3 separate regions of the Mus musculus genome follow, and regions 1 and 3 are each linked to region 2. A link is a loop called in an ENCODE intact Hi-C map of the cell type or tissue named here. Cell type or tissue: left cerebral cortex. All regions are shown on one strand. Region 1 has its middle 190 kb from the start of Gm14066. Region 2 has its middle 170 kb from the start of Gm14062. Region 3 has its middle 160 kb from the start of Btbd3.

Region 1 (8,000 bases), 1.1 Mb before region 2:
ATAGCATTGGAAATGTAATTGAGGAAATATATAATAAAAATATTAAAAAAAGAAATAAACCTGTTAATGGAAAAAAAAAGAAGTCAGGCACTCTGTGCATACTCACTGATAAGCAATACACCACTGTCTCTTGTGTCAACTGGCCTGCTTTACTGTGCAAACAAAAACAAACGAAGGCAAAGTGTGTAAGTTCTTAGCACAATGCCTGCACATGGGTAATGTTTAGTATTGGGTTGATAATACTGTTATAATTCGAGGTTCAATGTTCATAATTACTAGCTATGCAGAATTGTGTTGCTTTGTGATAGGACCTAATAGCTTGGGGAACAGAACAGTCTTAACCAAGGGTCAACCAAATATCCGTTCCCAAATTCTTTGATGAAAGCAGTGGCTTTGCTTATACCAAGCCAGTGACAGGCTTTCTTACATGGGATTTAATTTTTGACCTACCCATAGAAGAGAACTTAAATTTATCTCCTCATTATCCATGATGACCTCTTGCAGGCTGAGACTTTTGTCATAAGTCAGGAGAAATACAAGCTTGAAGTAATATTTTCAAAAGAAGAGGGCTTGTTGATAGTTTAGGTTCTAAAGACATGCTTCTTAGCATTTATTCTAGCTATGCTGGTTAGCAGCTGTGGACTTTGGGAACATTGCTTTGACTTTTGTCTTCCTGTCCTTTGTCTCAGTACTGGAGCAAGAGCTTAACCAGGTGCTTTGTAAAGTTCGTTCTTTCTTTTCTCTCTTTTTTAAAATCTTTTTTCTTGGGTTATACTTTCAAAATGTGTTTTTGGATATGATGTACTTGGAACATAGTTGACATGTAACTGTTTATGTGTTAGTTCTTATCAGTCACCTCCCTTCTGTACCTCTTAACAACTAAGATAACAGGTTTAAATTATTAAGTACCATTCACAAGGAAATACAACAAGAGGCAGAGCTAGGACTCAAATATATAAAGTCTGACTACAGAGTTTGTTTTCGGATATAGTAAACTTAATTTCTTTCTACAAATTCAGTTCACATGATAATAGTATATATTCTTTAGGAATCATCCTTTATATCCTAATGATGTGTATCTGGATTATATGTGTGTGTGTGTGTGTGTGTGTGTGTGTGTGTGTGTGTGTGTGTTTGTGTGTTTGTGTGTGTATGTGTAAAAGTGTACAATGCATTTCTAGTATTTTATCATTGCTTCACAGAGTAACTGATAATCTTCTAGGTTCTTAGTAAACATATATTTTGTTCGAAAAGTAAAAAGAAAAGGAAATGGAAGAGAAGTTAGTCTGAAAAGGTCTATTAACAGTAGAGTTAAATGCTGAACGTTTACTTTGCAAATTACACAATTCACGGTTTTGTGACAGGATATCTACTGACTATTAAGTATATGTGTCATTTTTTGAGAAAGTAAAAAATCTGAGGTGTGGTGAGGAGATGGAGCAAATCATTTCCAATAAACAGTAAAGGAAGTAATATAAATGTTGATGGAGAAAACTGAGTATGTAAAGGCATAGAAATCTCTCTGAATGAGTAGCTGAGAGCCTAGAAGGGAAATAAATGCTTAGTAAAGCAACATTTTCACAAAATTAAAGAAGACTATCTGGATGTGGTGGCTCCTGCCAGTCATGTTAGTATTGTAAGTCTGAGACAAGAGGATTGTCGTGAGTTAAAGGTCAGCTTGGGCTGTACAGATTGAGAACCTGTCTCAAAAAATTAAAAGAGCAGAAGAGAGAATTCATCCAACTGCAATAATCTTGAGATAACAAATGGAAGGGGAAGTAGAGAGATTGATCTTTCATATGTCATTAGTAGACCATGGGAAGTTTCTCTGAGGTTCATGAATGAGCCAAGCCATTAAGTTATAAGGTGTTTATAGTTAAAATGTGGTGAGAACTATGCTAGTCACTGGAGCTGGAAACATTAGACAACGTTTGCATAGATAAAACTATGATCTTCTTACATGGCAGATGGAGTTTGTAATGAGGAGATTGTGAAAGTTTGGAGGAGAAGAACATTAACCAAAGATTTATAATAAGATCATTGTATATAGGAGAACACTTGGCAGAATGATATGATGGCTGTATCTGGTATAGTTTCTCCAAAACTATCCCCCATTGCCAGGAAGGAAGAGCACAGAAGTTTGCCTTAAGATCTAAGATGTTCCTTTATGATGGATTGATAAAATTCAAGGTGATTACTTCAGTGATCAACAATGGTGCCTCAAAAATTCAAGCAGAAAGCAGAGTGAAGTGACAATAGAAAAGCAGAAATAACAGATATCTGTGAGACAGGGGAAACAAGCCCTACTTGTGGTCACGCTAGACCTTAGTGGGAACTAACTTTGGGTACTTAGTATTGTGATGGGAAATATTGCTTAAAGTCTAGTAACTAAGGTGGTTTCAGATGAAATAACTCAGACACAAACTCAGTGATGACCCTGGAAAGAAAAAAAAAAAAACATGGGCTAGACATAAATAAATTGTAACTGTTCTATGTCAGTGAGTTGATGGATGAATAAATCTGTTTCATTGAACTTCTTAGGGCATTAAGTTTAAAGGTATCCTGGACATATATCTCTACGACCTCATAGTCAATCTTGAATTCATTTTCTGCTAATTAAAATCATTTTATGAGACTTGCTGTATGACTCATGCCTGCAATCCTAGTACTTTGGATGCTGCAGCATAAGGGATGCTGTGAGTTTGAAGATAGTGTCAAATCAGGGTAAAAGAGTATGATCCTGTCTCAAGAAAGAGGATGTTCCCCCCCCCCCAACAATGGCAGCAAGTAAACAAAAGCACAGAAGCAAAAATCTTCCATTCTTCCAAATTTAATTTAGAAACTTTCAAAATATTCTCTCTCTCTCTCTCTCTCTCTCTCTCTCTCTCTCCCTCCCTCCCCCCCCCCTCTCTCTCTCTCTCTCTCTCTCTTATTTTGCACTTCAAAATATATCAGAATATTTGAGGTCATTCATCATAAGTGGTGAATACTGGTATGCTAAGGAGTATGGGATACCCTACCCAACCCTACTCCACCCCACCCTGAGATATGAAGGGTTGGGTAACAGCTAAATTATAGTATACTTTCTTACCAGAGACGATAATTTTTCTGTGCAGAAGGAAGAGTCAGCAAATGAAATTATTCTTCTTGTGTACCAAAATCAGGCAAGGAAACTATGTGAGACAGACACCAGATTACTTCTTTACTAGTATTGACTAAAGGAAGTTGATGTTGTCTCATCAAGCAATACTATAATAGCTATTTGCCTTACTACTTGACTATGCCCAAATTTCAGAGAAAAAAAAGCCAGCATGACAAGAGATAGCATCCATCCATCCAATAGACACCATCATGGGATAAGGTGAAGGATGCCTGTCTATTGTTACTTAACAATGTTAACTGTTATGTGAAAGCTTCCGAAGCCCCTCAAAAGGTTCCCTCTCATCTTTCCTATAGGTCTGCAAGCCACTTCACCACAATGCCTATCTCAGTGAGCAAATTGTTTGATTAGCTCAGGTAGAGTTCCCTAAGATATGTGGCCTGTGTCAAGTGACTTGGTCATCCTGGGTTTTGTTTTGTTTTGTTTTTGTTGTTGTTTTTTTTTGTTGTTGTTGTTGTTTTTTAACAGTAACACTGGAATGTGCATGTTGGGATCATAGCTTACAAATGAATGAGTCGAGAATTAAAGGTTAAATTTTTTACCCATGAGAAACAGCAACAAGGTCTGGAGTCTGTGATCTGGGGCCAGACCAGGCCAATGGCAAAGCTGGTCCTCGTTCCAGAAATACGGTGGAACTGATAGTCATATGCCTTGTGACTAAAGCTTATTATTTTATTGTTCTTGATTCATGCTAGGCCAGTGCTTGGCTTATAGTTGACTCCATCTAAACATAGGCATTACCTCATCCTCTTGGATAATATGTTGCTAATCCAGGGGAGGACAGGAGGATAACATGCTTTCCTAGCTCATTCCATAATGTATTTAGTAGGAATGTCTATCTTCAGCTTCTCCAACAATTCACTGCTATTCTAGCACAAATAGAAGCATAGCCAATATGCTTCATCCTGTGCATTCAATTAACTCCCAACAGCAAATTTATGGGCATCAGGATAGGACTTAATTGTATGATCATGACACAGTTTGTCAACATGATGATGGAAATATTTTTCTTGAGATCTTTTGGACTCTAATAAAATACAATTGTAGCATATAGAAGGATATTCCAAGGGGTAGACTTCACAAATGTTTCTCTAGCAACTGGCTATTGAAAGGTAGCAAGCATGCTTGTGTTTTCCTCATTGCCTTCTGTGTTGGAGCAAATTTCAAATATGTTTGGAAACTATTATCATTATGGAGCTTTTCTGCAATGTCATACTGTTGTTGAGAATGGTGTAGAACTTAACATTCTGATAACATGTGACTGCAGTCTTACGGTCACCAGCTTGGCAAAACAAACTCTTCTGAGATGGGATATTTTTGCTTGCTATGCTATGCAGTACAGGAGAATTATTTTTAAACTGAAGGAAACTTTCATTTCAAAAGCCAATGTCTAAATAAAGAAACATATGGATGAGAGTTTTGAAAATGTAGCTTGGTAAGAGCTAGAATAACACAAGGCTTGGGAAGGCATCACTTGTAAGATAATGACTTCAAAGAGCAAGCTTCCTTAAAGGGTAAAAATCCTAAGGAAAATAACCTCATTGCCTAAATCCAAGTATGACATGAGCTGCCATAGTTTAGTAGATGCCTTGTCTTAGATTGTTTGTTTGTTTTTCTTGTCACATACCAGTCCAGAGAGATGTGGTAAAGTTTGAAGAGATGACCTATGATCAAGACATTTACAACCTTCAGCATTTAATCTCACTCCTCACTTTCATTCTCTCTGTCTCTCTGTCTCTGTCACTGTTTTTTTCTCTCTCTCTCACTCTCTCTCACACACACACACACCACACACACACACACACACACACACACACACACACACACACACACATACATACACACACACACACACACACACACACACACACACACACACACACACACTCTTCTCTAAACTTAAGTTGTTTTACATGCTGTGAAAAGTAACACTTGAAAATCATTGCATTGTTCAGGGTTTAGCCAGTGAATCAGAACCATTATATACTGGGTACAAGGATTAAACTTGTAGACACTAATGACATTCTCTTTAAATCTGCTGTTATGTATGTTGTTTATGGGATTGCAGTATTTGGTGAAGGCAGAAGGATAGAGTAGATGACATTAAGGGCTAGCAAGAGACCACATGTTGCACTAGACCTTGTCAACCTCATCACCTCTGATGATGTTTTGAATATTCCACAGGAAATATAGAATGTCTTATGTACATCTCTTTGTCATGTACCAAGTCTATACCTTAGCTAGGAGACATAGAAGTTTACAGGGGTTCTTTAAGACAGGACAACAATTGCATGCCCAGCTGCTGTCCCACATAAATGTGAGCAAGAGTAATGACAAGAGTGTGTGGGTATTAAAATATCTTCCCAGGACATTCAAGAATAATGGTAAGAGGCTATGGACTAACAACCACCTTTCAGCTTTGTAAAACTGTCTCTTATTCATTATAACTAGAAACATACACAGATCTGAACCATGCTGAGGCATCTCAAAATTGTCACACCTACCTTCAGGAATGTATAGTGGCTCTTCCTTCTAAGTGATGTGCAAAAACAATCCCATTGAGGACTCAGCCAAGGAATGGTGAAAATGAGTGAATCCAAGGTCCAAGGGCAGATGAGCAGGTTCAAAATCAGACTCATAGCTTTTCCAGTTAGCCACATCTACATTTCTTATATCAAGATGCATCATGCTTCTGCTTCCATGACCATCCTCTCCTATTTCTCTGTAAAATGGACAAAACATACCTATAGCTGTGGTCAAAAGCACGTGGAGAAACTTCATGCAACGATCATGATAGGAGTATGCTTAACGTCTCTGAGATTAACAGCATTTTTTTCCTTATGTGTTATTGACATATCTGAACATTGAATAGTTTTTCTTCTTCTAGAGATTTATAATTAGACCAAGTTATGATTATCTTTCATCACAATACTTATATCCAATGGTTTAGAGTATTTTTAAAGACTGCCCATTCATAGATCAGATTCTCTGTCCAGTAATATAATTGTAAAGCAAACCCATATAATATACATTATAGACAATATGCCCACAAAGTTGGATGAATAAGGAAGAAGGCCTAGATCTGAGATGGATTTCTGGAGGAGGGATGGATAGATGAAATTATGTTGTATGAGACTCTGAAAGGATATACTTTTAATTAAGCATAAAAATGATTTCTCCCACACCTAGACACAAAGAAACAAACCCTGGAAAACATTACATTTTTGAGGAAGGACTAGGCTAAGAATCCAATCATTAATAAAAACAACAACTACACTCTAGTTCTCCCAAAAGATGTACACTGTCAAAGAAACAAGATCCATGGGAGTGAAAAGCTGTTGAACTTCATTTATACTTATATTTTTAATACTTATATTTCATCATGAATATTATAGTCACCTGAGTTTAATCTATTTTATTTGTAAAAGATGTTGCACACATAAATCTTCTATGTAATGGAAGGTATGTGAGTTGCAAAATCTTCTACCCCCACTGTTTAATATTAAAGAGGAGAGACTCATGACTTATGGGTGCCCTCTAGCTCTACAAGGTAGGAGAATTCTCTTAAGGGCCATTGTAACCAGAAACACAAACAGGAGTGCTGAGAAAGACATGCCAGTCTAGCCATGCTGAAACATCATGCAGTAATTGCATCCATGTTTAAGATTGTAAACTTCTTCCTTTGGATTGGTGGGCATGTGGCTATAACAGAATTGATGCTCTGTGACTTATAAAACAAGGACATAAAAAAGAATTTAACGCATTTGTCTTGTTCAGTCCCTCTATGGAAATTAAGGCACCTTGAGATCCTTACAGCATAAGGTAATAGGAAGCTTCCTGAGGCTGAAAACGGAAGAAAGAATAAGAAACTATGTATTCAGAATGAGTTGCCTGAAAGAACTAATTGCTCCTGGACAGATGCAAGATGCAAAAATGTGTATGGATGCAGTTCCAACCTTGCACTATCTTAGTGGACACTGCTTAATGACAGCTTTTTAAAGAGACTGAAGTTTAAAATTCTGACAAAACTGAGGTGTCCTCGGAATGTTCTGTCTGAATTCTTAAGCCACAAAGTCTATGGAAATGAACTATATTATTTAACACCTACAAGAAGCATATGGATTCTGAGAGAATATGGAGACATATGTCCAACATAGAGAAAGCTAATATGAAATAGTATAAATGAAATACGTATTAGTATAAGTGGAATATAATAGCCACTTCAGCAGTACTGACATTTGTAGTAAGAAAAATAGTTGAATTTCTATCAGTAACTGGCTCAGACATGCAGTTTATATCATTTACCCTTAAAGATGAGAATGACACTGCTTATCCCCATTTTTTAGAATGAAAGGAGATAAAATAAACTGTAAAAGTTGTCTACAACTGGGTAAGAGAGGAGGAGACTGGTTCTGTGGTTGTAGAGTATGCAGATTTGCATAGAAGAGAAAGTAGTCTTAAAATGACTACTAGTGATAACTAGCATGCATTTAATACTTACCTTACCTGTCAGTCACTATGCTAAGGACTTTAAAGAACTTGTCTTAATAAGCAATGAAATTGAATGGTTGGATAGGCATGTAAATGTGCCTAAAAGCAATGGGAATTAGGTAGCTTTTCTGAGAGGGATGGGGGAGAGACAGGTTTAAATTTACTTTCCCTTTGTCATGGATTTTGGAAACTATTTTAAATACTGCTGAATAGAAATGCTCAAGAAGGTCATCACAATCCCCATAAGTAGGAACATGGACATGAGTTTAACGAAAATAGCAATGTAGGTTTCAGATTAAGCACAAGTACTTCAAATCACAGATGATCTATTTGGCCCAAAAGCCATCAC
Region 2 (8,000 bases):
ATGAGGATCCTGGAATTTGATATTGGTCTTAAAGACTAATAGGATTCAGATTAGGTGTCACTAAACACTGGGTCTTAGGGTTTTATTGCTGTGGAGAGACACCATGACCACAGCAACTTTTATAAAAGAAAACATTTAGTTGGGGCTGGCTTAAGTTCAGAGGTTTAGTCCTTTATCATCATGGCAGAAGCATGGCATCATGCAGGCAGACATGGTTCTGGAGAAGGAGGTGAGAGTTCTATATCCAGCAGACACCAGAACGAGAAATTGAAACACTGGTTCAACTCTAGCATCTGACACCTCAAAGCTGACCCTGAGTGACATACTTTCTCCAACAGGGCCACTCCTACTTCAACAAGTCCTTATGTCCTAATAGTGCCATGCCCTCTAGGCCTATGGGGGCCATTTTTATTCAAACCACCATAGTCTTGATCACATTTAATCCACCATATTTTTGTATAGTCTATGAATTAATGTCATTTTTATTTCCTTAAATATACATTATTTAAAAGGCATGTTAAAATGTTCAAACATGGGACTTGAAATATGGCTCAGCAGTTAAGAGAACTGGCTGTTCTTCCAGAGGTTCTGAGTTCATCCTGAGTGAGGTAACACATTCACAAAGGAACTCACACAATATGTACTCACTGATAAGTGGATATTAGCCCAAAACCTAGGATACCCAAGATATAAGATACAATTTCCTAAACAAATGAAACTCAAGAAAAATGAAGACTGAAGTGTGGACACTATGCCCCTCCTTAGAAGTGGGAACAAAACACCCTGGGAAGGAGTTACAGAGACAAAGTTTGGAGCTGAGATGAAAGGATGGTCCATGTAGAGACTGCCATATCCAGGGATCCACCCCATAATCAGCATCCAAACGCTGACACCATTGCATACACTAGCAAGATTTTATCGAAAGGACCCAGATGTAGCTGTCTCTTGTGAGACTATGCCGGGGCCTAGCAAACACAGAAGTGGATGCTCACAGTCAGCTAATGGATGGATCACAGGGCTCCCAATGGAGGAGCTAGAGAAAGTACCCAAGGAGCTAAAGGGATCTGCAACCCTATAGGCGGAACAACATAATGAACTAACCAGTATCCCGGAGTATCTCTTAATGAACTTAATGAACTTAATGAACAACATAATGAACTAACCAGTATCTCTTGACTCTAGCTGCATATATATCAAAAGATGGCCTAGTCGGCCATCACTGGAAAGAGAGGCCCATTGGACACGCAAACTTTATAAGCCCCAGTACAGGGGAACGCCAGGGCCAAATAGGGGGAGTGAGTGGGTAGGGGAGTGGGGGGTGGGTGGGTATGGGGGACCTTTGGTATAGCATTGGAAATGTAAATGAGCTAAATACCTAATAAAAAATGGAAAAAAAAAAGGATGAAGTGTTCTGGACAAGCAAATTCAATTATCCCCAGAGTGGTCAGGCTTTAGAGAAACTTTGATACCACCAAAGAGGTTTGGACAACAGTTTGCTTCATAAACATTTGCATAACTACCTCTTTAACCAAGTTTTAGGATACTCCAGGGAAACAACCATTGTCTTTCCTACCTTTGTGTTCCTGAATATTCTCACACGTGGCTGATCACAGACTACAGGCTTAATCAATGCTAGTTAATAAACAGTCCCTAACTGTGTAGACAAGCTAGTTAATAATCACCAGTATCCTTCCCAAGTCGATTGTCACACACTGCCAGCCACAGTCTCTCTTATGATGAGACTGAGACATTACAGTCTGAGAGACAGCAAATGTGTCCACCCACTGTCAGCAAATGGTGGGTGTATAGAGGGAAGAAAAATCCCTAGAAACGGCCTGTGCCTGATGAGTAGCTAATTATAACAGCGAAAATCCTAGCTAGTATGAATGTCAGAATGTGAACTTCTAGCGTGCTATTTTAAATAAGACAGCTATGCCCACCTTGGCATTAAGGACATTCAGCTTACAATATATAGCCCAAAGCTCAGCCTAGAATCGGGAGGAGGTACAAATCAATGAGTGATTGATGAGATGCTAGTGACGCAGATTCAATGCGTGACACATCCAATCATCCAGGACAAGAGTGTTTGCCAAAATGTCACAGCACCTGCTGCTCTCTGATACACGGGATGCAGGAGTGTTTCAAGGCAAGGGCTGAACCGGATGGACAGGACTTCCCCTCCCCCTGCACCCGGCTAGTGCTCAGAAGACAGCAGACACCTGCCATCCGTAAAGACAAAATGGAAACACTCAGGGGCAGGCGGCATGAGGAGAAGCAGGATGGCATCTTCTCCATGCCAGGAAAGGGAGAACAGGTGCTCCTCCTCTGAGGGCGGCTGCTCCTGGCGGGGGCCCTGGATGCAGGCCACAATGCTGAGCCACACACATGACCTCCTCTTGGCAGCTGAGCATCAACAGAGCCACCACCGCGAAGCATTCTGTCCCCTGGCAGCACAAACTCGAGGCCCCTGCAGGATACCGAGATAAAAAGACCTCTCAGCATTCTTCATTTGCTTTCCAGGCAATGGTAGTGCGCGGTTCCCCATGCGAGTTGATTTTTAAGATCCTATGTCGGTCCCCCAACGCTTCACTGAATGATCGACTTGCCAGCTAATTTGATTGTTTTCCCTCTTGGCATTTGCAAGACATGGGTTTTTCTATGTTCTTTCTCTCCTCTGCCTAGTTTGCCTCCTTGGAGGCTGTCTGGGAAGGTGTTTTTTACTCCACACTGTGACGGAAGACAGGGAGGTGGGGAACTGCTGCTTCCCAGCAAACGTTTGTACCTAAAAATAAGTAAATCAAGCTAATATGCCAGAGATTCAGGGAGAGAATCGAAAGGTTACTCACCTGTAGGGAAATTGGGTGATGTATTTCCATTTTCTTCTCGACAGGGTATAAACTTTTCTTCTTCCACATGCTCACAAACCCCAAAGACTTCCCTGGCCAGAGTTTATCAGAGGCTCATAAGAAGAACCCCACCCAAAAATGTTTGGAATGGACCGACTTCTGATGACTCTGTTCACCCCATCTCAACCTTAGGCAGGATCCCCAAAGCTAACCCAAATGATCAGATCAGTTGCAAAGGAAACATAGCTTTCAAAGCACTGGTGCCGTTCTTATTCTCACAGAGATTCCGGGAGGTCACAGATTGGAGGATCTAAACAAGGTGGCATCCATGAGGTTAGATGGCCATGTCCCTCCTTCCTAAAATTTGTAATTCTGGGCCACCTGCTGGAGGAGGCCTTTAAGATAATGGAGAAGATCAGCCTACTGACCTATGGTGATTAAGAAACATGTACTTGAAGTCTGTGTTTTGGAAACAGAAGTCAGACCTATCACCAGAAACCTGTTAAGGACAGCCATTCATTGAAGAGGAAGCAAAGAATTCTGAGTAAGCAAAAGCAGGCAAAAAAAAAAAAAAAAGAAAGAAAAAAAAAGAAGTATATATTATGATTTCATTTATGTAAACAAAACAAGTTTTCCTACCAATACTGCTGTTTTGAGTACAACTTACCAAAACATACCATTGGTGAGCATTGATTGATAAGGAGCCCACTACCTATCAAGTGTCAGGGCTTAGCTGTATTCTGGGACTAAAGGGCCAAGGTAAGAGGATCACCAGCCTGAGACCAGTCAGGACAGTTTCCTTTCTGTGACATTTTTCAGAATGTCAGATTAATGAAACCATAGTATGTAGAGTATGTAGTCTCTCTTGCCCCTGACTTTGCTCAGTCAGAATGCTGTTTGCTAGGATGTCTGTGTAGCAGTCCATATCAGTGGGGCACGTCAATAACTGGTTCTACTGTGTGGTTAACAGTCTATTATATGGCCCCAGCACAATCTGTTTATGTATTCATATGTTGAGAGACATGTGGGTAGTTTCCACTTTGCAGCTCATGAATTAAAACTGCAGTGAATATCCCTATACACTTTTTTTTTTTTTTGGATGAGGATGCACTTTTATTTCTCTGAGGTAAGTATGTAGGAGTGAAATTAATGGAGTGTGGAAGGAATAGGTGAAGGAGTTTTAAAAGTATTAAGAACCACGAAAATAATTTGACAAAGGAGTTGCACTCCAGTTTCTTGCCAGTTGTGTTTGGGACTGCTCCAGCCCCCAACTGTGTTTCCGACTGCCCCATCCCCTCACCCCTGCTATGCTGGAAATTTTCAGTGGCTCGGGTCAGTCACATTGCAATTCTTAGTGCTCTAAGTCTTTAGTGCTTTAGCGTTGCAATGGGTGAGAAGTGGTATTTCCTTGCAGACTAATTTTTCTTTTAAAGCTGTCTTATCCTGCATCCTAATCCTAAATTCTAACAGAGCCTCATCTGGGCTGTGAGAGGCAGGAAGGGTTATATTTAGAGTCAGTCTGCATATTTCCATCTTAAAAGAAAAACCCCCAAGCAGCAATTGAGTTCAAAATTCCTCCCAAGAAGTCTAGATTCCCTAACAGCTGTTTATAAATATTTACCTTCACATTTTTAACGATGACAATGTATACAGCACAAATACCAGGAGCTTTAAAGTATAAATATTCATCACAGAGGTTGCTGGTTGTTTCTATGTAGGACACAGAACTCTGCCTCCCTGAACCCCTTTGTAGAAGGCTTTCTGGGCTTCTCTGGTGTGGGTTTTTCTATTGTAGGGGCATGATGTAAAGCGGATTATTTTGCCTCATAATAAAGCATAATATCCCGTTTGATACACTGGAACAATAAAAAGCTACCTCCTGGGCACTCAACTAAAACACAAAGCTCAGTCTCGGGCTCTTGGGAAGTGTGTAATAAATTCAAAATATTCAAAAGAGTAGATTTTTTTTTCTGAGAAGATTTAGCATCTTTTGCCTTTCTTTCTCTATCCAACGTAACAGCAAAGGTTGTCTGTTGGCTTAAGGGCACCCACAAGGGTGTGCTAGAGGATTCTCTGAGGCATTTGGGGGCTCTTTCTTTCAAAGAAACTCGTAGGAAAAAATGTATCTTTGGAGTGTGGGACCTGGAGAGACTACAAAGCTTTTGACATTTCACTCAAAACTGTGCGAATCTCTTGATATAGTGTACAGAATGCCTGAGGATCTTTTCCTGGGGTCTGTAGTTTATGGCAGGTTCCCCAAGCTTTCTACTTTTCCAGACATTTGGGAGATCATTATAAAAGAAGGTGGCACTTTTGCACGCTGTGGAGAATATACAGGGAGATAGAAAGTTGAGATAGAGTTTCAGTCCCACTTCTAATGAATGAACTGTGTGTAACTTGAATGTTTAATGCCTCTGTTATGATGAACTTAAAATGGGCATAAAGGATATCATGAGCTTCATAGGACTATTAGAAGAAAGGAATATGTTGTGTGACTGTCACCTAGTAAGTAATGGACAGTCAGTGCCAAATGAAGGCATTTTCTTCTACTTCAGTTACACATTTTCTCATTATAGAGGTCTGACTTTGCTGCTTGCATGTTCTGTTCGGGGTAAAGCAGGCTGAGTCTCTGATAAACAGCAAATGTTTTTTTTGTTTTGTTTGTTTATTTATTTGTTTATTTTTATTTGTTGGAGACATGGTTTCTCTATATAGCCCTGGCTGTCCTGGAACTCACTTTGTAGACTAGACTGGCCTCAAACTCAAAAATCTGCCTGCCTCTGTCTCCCAAGTGCTGGGATTAAAGGCATGAGCCACTACTGACCAGTGCAAATGGTTTTAAGAGAGGAAATACATCCTTTCTCTCCCTCCCTCCCTCCCTCCCTCCCTCCCTCCCTCCCTCCCTCCCTCCCTCCCTCCTTCCCTCCCTCTCTTCCTTCCTTCTTTCTCTTACTAACTAACTTTCTTTCCTGAGACTTCTCCCAGAGAGTTGATGAATTATATTGCTTCTTTAAAATCAACCTCACATTTACACAATGGAGTACTACTCAGCTCTTAAAAACAATGACTTTATGAAATTCTTGGGCACATGGATGTATCTGGAGGATATCATCCTTAGTGAGGTAACCCAATCACAAAAGAAGTCACTAAATATGCACTCACTGATAAGTGGATATTAGCCCAGAAACTTAGAATACCCAAGATACAATTTGCAAAACACAAGAAAATCAAGAAAAAGGAAGACCAACGTGTGGACACTTCATTCCTCCTTAGAATAGGGAAAAAATACCCATGAAAGGAGTTACAGAGACAAAGTTTGGAGCTAAGACGAAAGGAGGGACTATCCAGAGACTACCCCACATGGGGATCCATCCCATAATCAGTCACCAAACCCAGACACTATTGCATATGCCAGCGAGATTTTGCTGAAAGGACCCTGATATAGCTGTCTCGTATAAGGCTATGCCAGTGCCTGGCAAATACAGAAGTGGATGCTCACAGTCATCTATAGGATGGAACACAGGGCCCCCCAAAAGTGAAGCTAGAGAAAGTACGCAAGGGCCTGAAGGGGTCTGCAACCCTAACAGTGGAACAACAATATGAACTAACCAGTACCCCCAGAGCTCGTGTCTCTAGCTGCATATGTAGCAGAAGATGGTTTAGTCAGCCATCACTGGGAAGAGAGGCCCCTTGGTCTTGCAAACTTCATATGCCCCAGTACAGGGGAACGCCAGGGCCAAGAAGTGGGAGTGGGGGGTAGGGGAGCAGGGCGGGGGGAGGGTACAGGTAACTTTCGGGATAGCATTAGAAATGTAAATAAAGAAAATATCTAATAAAATAAGATAAATAAATTAAATACAACCTCTGGGACTGTAGAGAAGGCTCAGTGGTTAAGAACACTGGCTATTTCAGAGACCCCAAATTCTGTTCCCATAACTCATAGAGTGGCTCACACGCATCTTGAACTACAGTTTCAGGAGATTTGATTCCCCTTCTAACACCCTCCTGCCAGGCTCCTGTGTTCACACTGTATGCACACAAACACTCAGGCACGCACACATGTATATAAATACAATAGGTATTTTTTAAATAAATAAAAGGTGATTCTTCCAGAAGTTACAAGAGGATGAAGTTGAGAGCACATGAGGTGGTGCATGCGTTTCCCTTCTATTGGAGAATTCTCTTTAACAATGCAATTAAATGGGTAGATAAACACTGACCCTCTCATGTCTACTTCTATCTCTGCCTATATCTTTAAATTTTCTACCTATAACAATTGCAACTCAGAGATCTTTGTAAAAGTTTATGTCAGATTCCCCTCTTGGTTAAGCTCAGGGTTCGGCAAATCATAGCCCATGTGTCAAATCTAGCCTATAGCTTGCTTTTATTAATGAAGATTTATGGGAAGAGAGACCTCATTTGTTTATATACTACATGGAGTTATTCTGCACCATTGTGCAGGTGACTGGTCCCAGCAAAGTAACTGTACATCTATAAGGTCTTTCCCAGAAGATAAATGACTTACAGTTTAAACCCTCCCTTCTTGAGACTTTCAGTCTTGAGTCCTGGTAGGAAGAGTGGATGGAGTTGTCAATCTGAGTTGGTAAAAACTGTGCATTTTCATCATGACCAACCGGGAGATTAACATTTTTTGAATATACCAGTATCTTTACCTTTTATAAAATCAAGAATAAACACTATTTGAATCAAAGGAGAACTCATAAGACGCTCCAGAGAACTTATTTTTCTAAACCTTTATTTAAAAAAAAAATACAGTTTGAAAATCCTAAATAAAGGGTAAATATAAAAGTAAAAGAAGAATACAAATAAAGCTGGAAAGGTGAATGGAATTTAAAAAGTAAAAAATATTCAAAGATTTTTCATTTAAATATGCATAAACTATAATAAATTTTATCTACAAAAATTTCTAGGTCTTTGACCCCAAAAATTATTCTTTTATTTATTTTTTCCCAACCCAGAGTATTTTGATTAAAATTCTTTGAGACCTTGTTTTTAGAAGAAATCCCCAGACAAAAAGTTACTAATGTCTAGTTGATGATGTGAGAAAGTGTGTACAGAAATCTGCCAATACTGGGATACACAGCAAGTCTCACTGCTTACATGCACAGAAGCCAAGAGTTTTGAAAAATGAAA
Region 3 (8,000 bases), 74 kb before region 2:
TGGGAGGAGGGGGAGAGGGAGATGGAGAGAGAGAGAGACAGAGACAGAGACAGAGACACAAAGAGAAATAGAGACAGAGAGGAACAGAGAAAACACACAGAGAGGCACAGCAGAGACAGATACAGGCAAGACAGAGTATACTGGCAGCAGTCACAAAAGAAATTGAGACAGCTGTGGAAAGTATTTCTAAGGTAGAGTTGGCAGGACTTGTGATGAATTGGGTGAGGAGAATAATATATGAGCTGTCAGTATGAGCCTGATCTTCTCCACTGCTTACATGACCCCTGACTCCTGTTAATTAACATTCCCAAGAGTTTTGTGTCCTATGTCACTGATGTATCCCGTGCTTCTTGACTTAGCCCTGAACATGGTCGATAGAAGCAGAAATTGTTGCTGTGTAAACTTTGAGGCTTTGAAGCCTGCAACTAAGGCTTTCCTCTTCCCTGTGGTTTTGTTTCTCCGTGACAACATGCCCGGAGTGCCCTGCTGGAACATGATGAATGCGTGAAGGAGAGTTGAGATGTTCAGGAGTCTCAATGGAGTTTGATCTGGATCAATAGACAGACATTTGGCATGTAACCAAAAGAATAAGCCTAGGCAAAAGCCATGCAGCCTTGCAGCAGATCCCTAGCTGCCTCCTGATGTGTGAGCAATGACTTCTTTTCTATTACGCCAGGGATGTATTATTTATGCAGCCGATTTGGCAATAAATAAATTGAAAAAAATATATTTGTAACACAACTCTCTATTAGAGACTGAATTCTTTTGCTCCTCAATTCATTTGTTGTTATCCCATACTCCAGTGAGATGGTATTAAGATGTGGAGGTCTTGGGAGATGGTTAGCTCAGGGAGATGGGGTCCCAAGAATAGCATTAATGCCATTCGAGGAGGAAGAAGCTAATCAGAAGTTGGGGAAATTCTGTACAGTGGAGAGCCTCTGGTTGGCTTGCCTTTCTGTAGGCTATGTCCCACTTTTGGACTGTCTCACAGAGAGTTACAAAGAGGACAGAAGCATTGGTGGCAGGAACAAAACAGTCCCAACGGCGACACTGCTAGTTCAAAGCCACATCTCTTCAAAGAGAATGAAAGCAGAAGTTGAACAAAAACATCTTTCCTGGAGTTTAACTGTGGGATGATGGCAGGGATGGATCAGGCTGCTTACACGCAATCCTGACCCCTGTTTATGGATGTTCTCAAAAGTTTCTACATTTAATTGTTGCTGCTAGGTGGGGATTCAGAATCAATGTTTCTGTCACATAAAGGAGTGCTGCTCAGAGGAACACAATTACCTCCTTATGGTATTTTTATTTGAACCTTGATTGTTTGTTATTATTTCTAAATGCTTTCAAGTAGATTTGAAGTGCTAGTATTCAAAAGACTCACCATAGCTCCTTAGTGAACTTAATAATTTAAGTCTGGCATGAGGTCTGAGATTTTTGAATTACCAGCAGGCTCTCAGGAAATGTTGCTTTCTGGAGGTGCACGTACCATGTGTTAGATGGCAATACTTTAAGGCATGACATACTCTGTTGGAGAACCCTGCTATTAAGGTCACAGCTCCCATCCCCACCCCCCTACCCCTCAACCCCCCGCCGACCAGATGTCTTTCTGAACTTGGCACAAAATGGAGGCTTTCTTTTCTCTGTTCAACTTTGTCTGGAGAAAGAGCATCCCTGAACACAGGGGTCTGGCCTTATCTGAAGAATGATTTTGTGCAGGGCTGCTAAACTCAGTACACAAGTCCTGCTCTGGCTTCCTGCCCACATGATAGTTAGGTACTGTATTATGACCAATTAGCCCTTTCCACCTGTAGCCCTAAAATCCAATAAACTTGAGCTGTATCATTGAAGTTAATCCCAGAAATTCATCTGTCAATTGGTACTCAAGGCCATCAGAACCCGGTCTCTGCTCCCTCTGTTCCCCTCACCCTCATGGACAATCAACCCATGACCCATGAGGAAGGGAATACCCACACTACTCCAACTCACAAGTCCTAAGAGAGATTTCAAAAGCTTTATTATATAGTGTCTCTCCTTTCCTCCCCTCCCCTCTCCTCCTCTCTATTCTCCTCCTCGCTCCTCTCCTCCCTTTTTTATTCTTAATTCCATCTCACTACTCTTCATCTTTCTCAACCTTTCTCTTCTCTTCTCTTCTCTTTTCTTCTCTTCTCTTCTCTTCTCTTCTCTTCTCTTCTCTTCTCTTCTCTTCTCTTCTCTTCTCTTCTCTTCTCTTCTCTTCTCTTCTCTTCTCTCCTCTCCTCTCCTCTCCTCTCCTCTCCTCTCCTCTCCTCTCCTCTCCTCTGCCCTCCCCTCCCCTCCCCTCCTCTTCCCTCTTCTCTTCTCTTCTCTTGTCTTCTCTTCTCTTCTCTTCTCTTCTCTTCTCTTCTCTGTCTAATAATTATTTTATCCATCTTATATAAAATCATAGCTGTAGATGAACTATTCTATGTCAAAAATGATGCAATTCTTTCTAATCATAGATGTGCAAATGACATGAATTGGTAAAATGTGTGGCTCCACGTTCGTCCTTCTCTGTCTCTCATGCCTTGTGAAATTGCATTGCCAGTCATTCTGAGGAACTGAAAAACTGCAAGTCTTAGAGGATGTGAAAAGTGTTGTCACATCCCTCCACACCTGCATTTGGCTGCTCAGGCGAAGGCAACTCTGTCCTGCACTACAAAAGAATAGCCATGGGTGGAGAGACAAGGGCTTTGTCCTAGATGAATTCACATTTTCCCTTGGATAGCAGCCAGCATGTATGGGTGGCAGAGCTGTATGTGCCCACTTGGCTGCAGACTTTGCTTGGTTAGCATCATTGGAGCTATTCCATTTTCCCCAGTTTTCCTTACAAAACTAACAGGCTAAAGATATGACAAAGAGTCCAGGTGGGTGGATGAAAATTGTTTCCTGGCTCCTGCTTTTCCTTCATAATTTTTAACATATTTTTTGTGCACTTTATAAATGGGAAATGGGTATCTCACAGAAAACATAGAGAAGCAAAAGAATTAAAGAAAAGAAGGTATAACTTCATTCTTCAGAAAAACAAAACTCTGATTTCTTTCTTGTATTTTTAGGTCAAAACAAAAAAAAAATTTTATGTTCTTTTTTTCCAAAAATTAAGATGCAGCTTCATAGCAATGGGTAATTGCTTTCTTTTTAATAATATGTTGGATGTTTTCACCTATTACTAAATACTGATTAATAACAATGTTTTAATGCCATAGAATTTTCATCTTTATCCTTTATTATAATTTTAGTGTTAAAATAGTGTTCACCCCACTATGCACACATTTCCATGCTTTGCTGCCCCTTTCTAAAATCTCACATGTTTCTGTGCTTATGGAAACAAAAGTAAGAGCAGAGCAAACAAGAGAAGAGCTCTAATCTAGGGCATTTTAAAATGATGCTCAAGTGAAGGTTTTAAAGGGGAATAGGAGAAAAAGCCTGGGACCGCCAACACACAAAAATGTAGAGTTAAGTTCTGGGAAAGTAAATCACACAGAGAGGAGGCCTGGCAGCTAATCTACTGAATTCAGACTCCCATCTGGGAGTGAGTCAGCAGAAACAACAGAGTTCAGAAGCAGACTCACAATAACCAATAGCATTACAGTTTCTAAAAAATAAATCTCAATAAATATAACACGTTTGCTTGGTTAAATGTAAGAGCCTGGGGAGGTAAAAAATGGAATATGGAATAATTTAATTATTTTCACTAGTAAAATGGCCAAAGACCAATTCAAAATTATAAAATAAAATTTGTTATAAAAATCAATGATTTCAGTAATATGTAATTTTAAATGCACCCTCACAACATAGGAAAAAGTAGGAAAACTGAATTTTATATGAATAGCATATATTGCTTACTTCAATATATCTTGAATGTTTTTAACACATGATACATGTAAAATTATTGAGACATTTTATGTGTTTTCATGTAAATCTTTAAGTAGTATGAAACAGTGGGAACATGAAGTTTCACTTCTAGATAAGGAATGGTTGAGAACTGAAAGCTGTGGAAAGAGAGAGAATGAGAGAAGAGAAGAGAAGAGAAGAGAAGAGAAGAGAAGAGAAGAGAAGAGAAGAGAGAGGGGGGAGGGGAGGGGAGGAGAGGGGAAGGGAGGGGAGGGGAGGGGAGGGGAGAACACTTTTAAAAATTTTGTCTCCTGTTAGATCAATTATACTCTAGTGAAAGCCCGCATATTAAAAAGCCCAGATATTAAAGAGTACATGGGCAGCACAAGTTTGACTTAATGGGTAAGAAGAAAGCATGGTATGACACAAAGTTGGGCGGGTAGGAAAGAAAGGTGTGGATCTGGGAGAAATTAGGAGCAGAGAAGAGTATGTTAAAAATACCTTTTCCAAGGGGCTGGGGAGACTGATCGGTGCTTAAGAGCACATACTGATATTGAAGAAGACACAATTACCATCACTTATGTCAGGTGGCTTACAACCATCTATAACTTTAGTTTCAAGGGGTACAACAATCTCTTCTGGCCTCCATGGGTACCCATGCAAGTACAAACAGAAATGAAATTTCAAAAGTATCTTGTACTAAATTTTCAAAGAACTACTTAAAAATTACAAGCAACAAAAACAAAGGAATATCCTAGGTGTATTTTACCTTTCATTACAGAAAAATGCACATAGATTATTCTCTACATGCATATGTACACACATACCTACAAACTATACACCACAGTCTAGACACAGGTAAGCTTTAGTCCAAGTTAGGATGCACAAAACAGTACTACTATCTTTACAGAGTCTATGTGATAACTGTTGGTTCACTCAAAATGAAATGTAGGGTGGCACATTTTATTTCATTTTTATTTATTTATTGCTACAAAACCACAATAAGAATGCAGCATGGTATTATCATATGTGTATATCAGAACTGAATAAAATATACAAATATAAACACATGCAGTTATAACTACTTGTTTTTTAAAATAAAGAAGTTAAAAGTACACATTAGAGAAAAGATGAGTGCTTTACAAAATGGTAATATAAAAACTGGATATAAACATATAGAAATAAATTTCAAAAGTTGTTGAAGGAGTGAGTCAGCATGTTCTGACTAGTGGTCTGTAATGGCCCATGCAAGCACATTTGCTAACCCCAGAACCTACCTGATACCTTGGATCAAACAAAGAAAGGGAATGTGACTAGGGCAGCCAATCAGCTGGTGCCAACTTGTCCATAATCAGTTATAGACCAAGGGGACATGGGCATAGGGTATAAAGGCACTCCCCAATCCTACCATAAAAAGTCTGCTGCTGCTTCTCACCTGACTCCCAGAGTCAGCTTCTATGCTTTCTTAGCCCCAAAAACCATCCCAAGGGGCCGACGGTTAGGGCAACAACTGGCACCCAAACAGGGACCCCAATGGACATCAGTTGAATTCGAGTACTTGTTCTGCTCCTGTCTATTGTTTTCTGGGCCTTGCTTTTCTCCCTGTACTACTGCCATTGTGCCCACCACTCTTGACTAGGCTTTCCCTTTGTTCTTGCAATGAACATCTCCCAACAGACATCCTTCCTGCATTGTGGACTATTTTTGTTGTTGAGATGTGTTTCTTGTATACAGCAGATTGATGGATTCTGTTTACACACTCTTTCTGTTAGCCTATGTCTTTTTATTTCTATTGATGTTGAGAGGTAGTAATGACCAACGATTGTTATTTCCTGTTATTTTGATGTTGGTGGTGGTTGTGTGTGTTTCTCTTCTATTGGTTTTAATGGTATGAAATTATTTATTTCTTCTGTTTTCTTGATTTGATAAGCCTCTCCCTCAGTAGGTTGAAATTTTCCTTCTAGTATCCTCTATAGGGCTGATTTAGTTGAAATGTTCCTGTTCTTCTGCCAAGGTTTTTCATCTCCAGGATTGGCTAGTTTTCTTATTGCATCTATTTCCTGTTTCAGGTCTTGAATAGTTTTATGAATATCCTTCACCTGTTTATATTTTCCTGTATTTCTTTATATTTATTTGCTTCCTCTTTTAATGTCTCTACATGTTTGAATGTATTCTCCTATATTTTCTTAAGGGATTTTTTTCTTGTCCTCTTTAAAGGCCTCTATCATCTTTATAAGATTGAATTTAAGATCTTCTTCTTATGCTTCAGTTTTATTAGGATATCCAGGGTTTGTTGTGGCCAGATAGCTGGGCTCTGGTAGTGTCATATTACACTGGATCTTGGTGATTGTGTTCTTATTCTCTCCTTTAGGCATCTGGTCTTCCCTGGTGGTGACTGGATGATCTTGATGGCAGTAGGACTTCTCAGGAAGGTTAGGGGAGCTGTGGGCCAGACATTGGAGGTCAGGGTACTTGACTCTGCTGGCTGTGCCTCAGGCAGACCAAACTTGCAAGGGATTTGTGGAGAATGTTCCAAGCTGGTAGTTTTTGGGTTTTCTGCAGGTTTCCATGGAGTAGTAAGCCCAAAAATAGACAATGAAGGTCAGGGGACCAAGACATACAACTCACTTCTGCAGGGTGCATCTTACTCGCAGGTCCAGCATGAACTTTCTGACAGCAACCCACATTGCTCAAGAAATATTGGCTGCCATGACAAATAGAATCTCATGAAATTGTACAGATTTATAAAGCTAATTGTTATCATCTACAGAATGGAGGAAAACCTTTACTAAGTATACATCTGATGGAGGATTAATATCTAGAATATACAAAGAAATAAACATCCAACAAACAAATCAATAAATGAATTAATAACCTGGGCAATCACTTTTTATGATGCTAAATACAAATAGCTAATGATCATATAAAAAAATTAAGTTCACTAGCCATGAGAGAAATCAAACCAAAATTCACTCTCCTCTTAGTCTGAATGTCCAATCATTAAGAAAACAAAACAAAAAAAAAACATACAAAAGGGAGCACTTATGTATTGCTTTGGGAGTGTGAACTAGTGTAGCCCATATGGAAATCAGTGTGGAAATTCCTCAATGGACTAGAAATAGATATATTATATGAGTCACTTATACCACTCTTGGGTGAAGGCCTCTAAGTCAAAATATCACAGATACTTTTATATCAAATTTATTGCAGCACAATTCACAAAAACTAAGCTATGGGACCAATTTAAATATCCAACAGCACCAGACTAGGTAAGGAAAAGTTAGTATAAACACACTGGGATTTTTTTTTTCATTCACAAAGAAGAAAGAAGTTATGTTATCTATAGGGAAATGTGTACAAATAGAGATAAAAGTGAGTCAATTCAATCTCAGACAAGACCTGTATGTTTTATTTCATTTGTTGTTCTTAGTTTAATATAGTCATATAAAATTGCATATGTATATAAAAATAAAAGTAAAGGTGATATTGTGTATGGGGATAAAGGGTAACAGTAAGAGATGGTGAGAGATGAAATAGAGGAAGTGGGAGATGGAATTAATGTTATACTCAAAGTATAACATGTGTCTATAAACATTTTTAAAATGAGAGAATAAAAGTATTTTTATAGAGACAAAAGTACTTAAACCCAGTGTTAGTAAAGAAGGCAAAACAACCTATAAAGAAATAGCTATTAGACTGACAGCTGGCTTTGCACAGCAACAGCCAGCCTTGTTTTAACGTATGGAGAGGAAATCCCTGACACTCTATGAAGACATGCCTTGAGGGAGAACACTGCTGAAATAAAGACATTTTCAGAGCTATACTGAGAGAATGTACAATGTACCCTCACGAAGGCTATAACAATGAACATTCAGATAGAAAAATAAAATATTCCAGACAGTATGCCTGCACTGAAAATAGTGCAAAACCTTAGATAATGGAAGTATTGATGAATGTAAATAAGAACCAAGTAGGTATAAAAAGCCAGACTATTAAATTTGTAGAAATAAAGATAGATTTTTATTCTGAAAGGGGTATAATCAGAAGTAATTGCTTTATAGATCTATACCTGAAATAGGAAAAGGATTAAGATATCAACTAACTAAAGGAGCTGAAGACATGATTCACTGGTTAACTTTTTAGATTTC

What was found. Hi-C counts contacts between places; a loop is a spot of excess contacts. Peaks named below come from ENCODE experiments on the same cell type or tissue, not always from the same donor. Only the 100,000 strongest peaks of a DNase experiment are listed, where the experiment ranks them.
Region 1: it touches region 2 in a loop (2.7-fold over the local background); 5 of 42 quality-filtered maps call a loop at or near these places.
Region 3: it touches region 2 in a loop (3-fold over the local background); 2 of 42 quality-filtered maps call a loop at or near these places.

The regions. Positions count from the first base shown.
Region 1 is chr2:139,117,661-139,125,660 of GRCm38, reverse strand. No RefSeq gene overlaps it. Among named protein-coding and RNA genes, the nearest start is that of Gm14066, 190 kb to the left of the region's middle. In left cerebral cortex, no CTCF peak of the experiment used is centred here; a DNase peak (open chromatin) is centred at 4,518.
Region 2 is chr2:138,042,274-138,050,273 of GRCm38, reverse strand. No RefSeq gene overlaps it. Among named protein-coding and RNA genes, the nearest start is that of Gm14062, 170 kb to the right of the region's middle. In left cerebral cortex, a CTCF peak has its summit at 4,875; DNase peaks (open chromatin) are centred at 1,837, 2,255 and 4,322; H3K4me3 peaks cover 440 bases; H3K27ac peaks cover 629 bases.
Region 3 is chr2:138,115,846-138,123,845 of GRCm38, reverse strand. No RefSeq gene overlaps it. Among named protein-coding and RNA genes, the nearest start is that of Btbd3, 160 kb to the left of the region's middle. In left cerebral cortex, no CTCF peak of the experiment used is centred here; DNase peaks (open chromatin) are centred at 2,749 and 3,506; H3K27ac peaks cover 520 bases.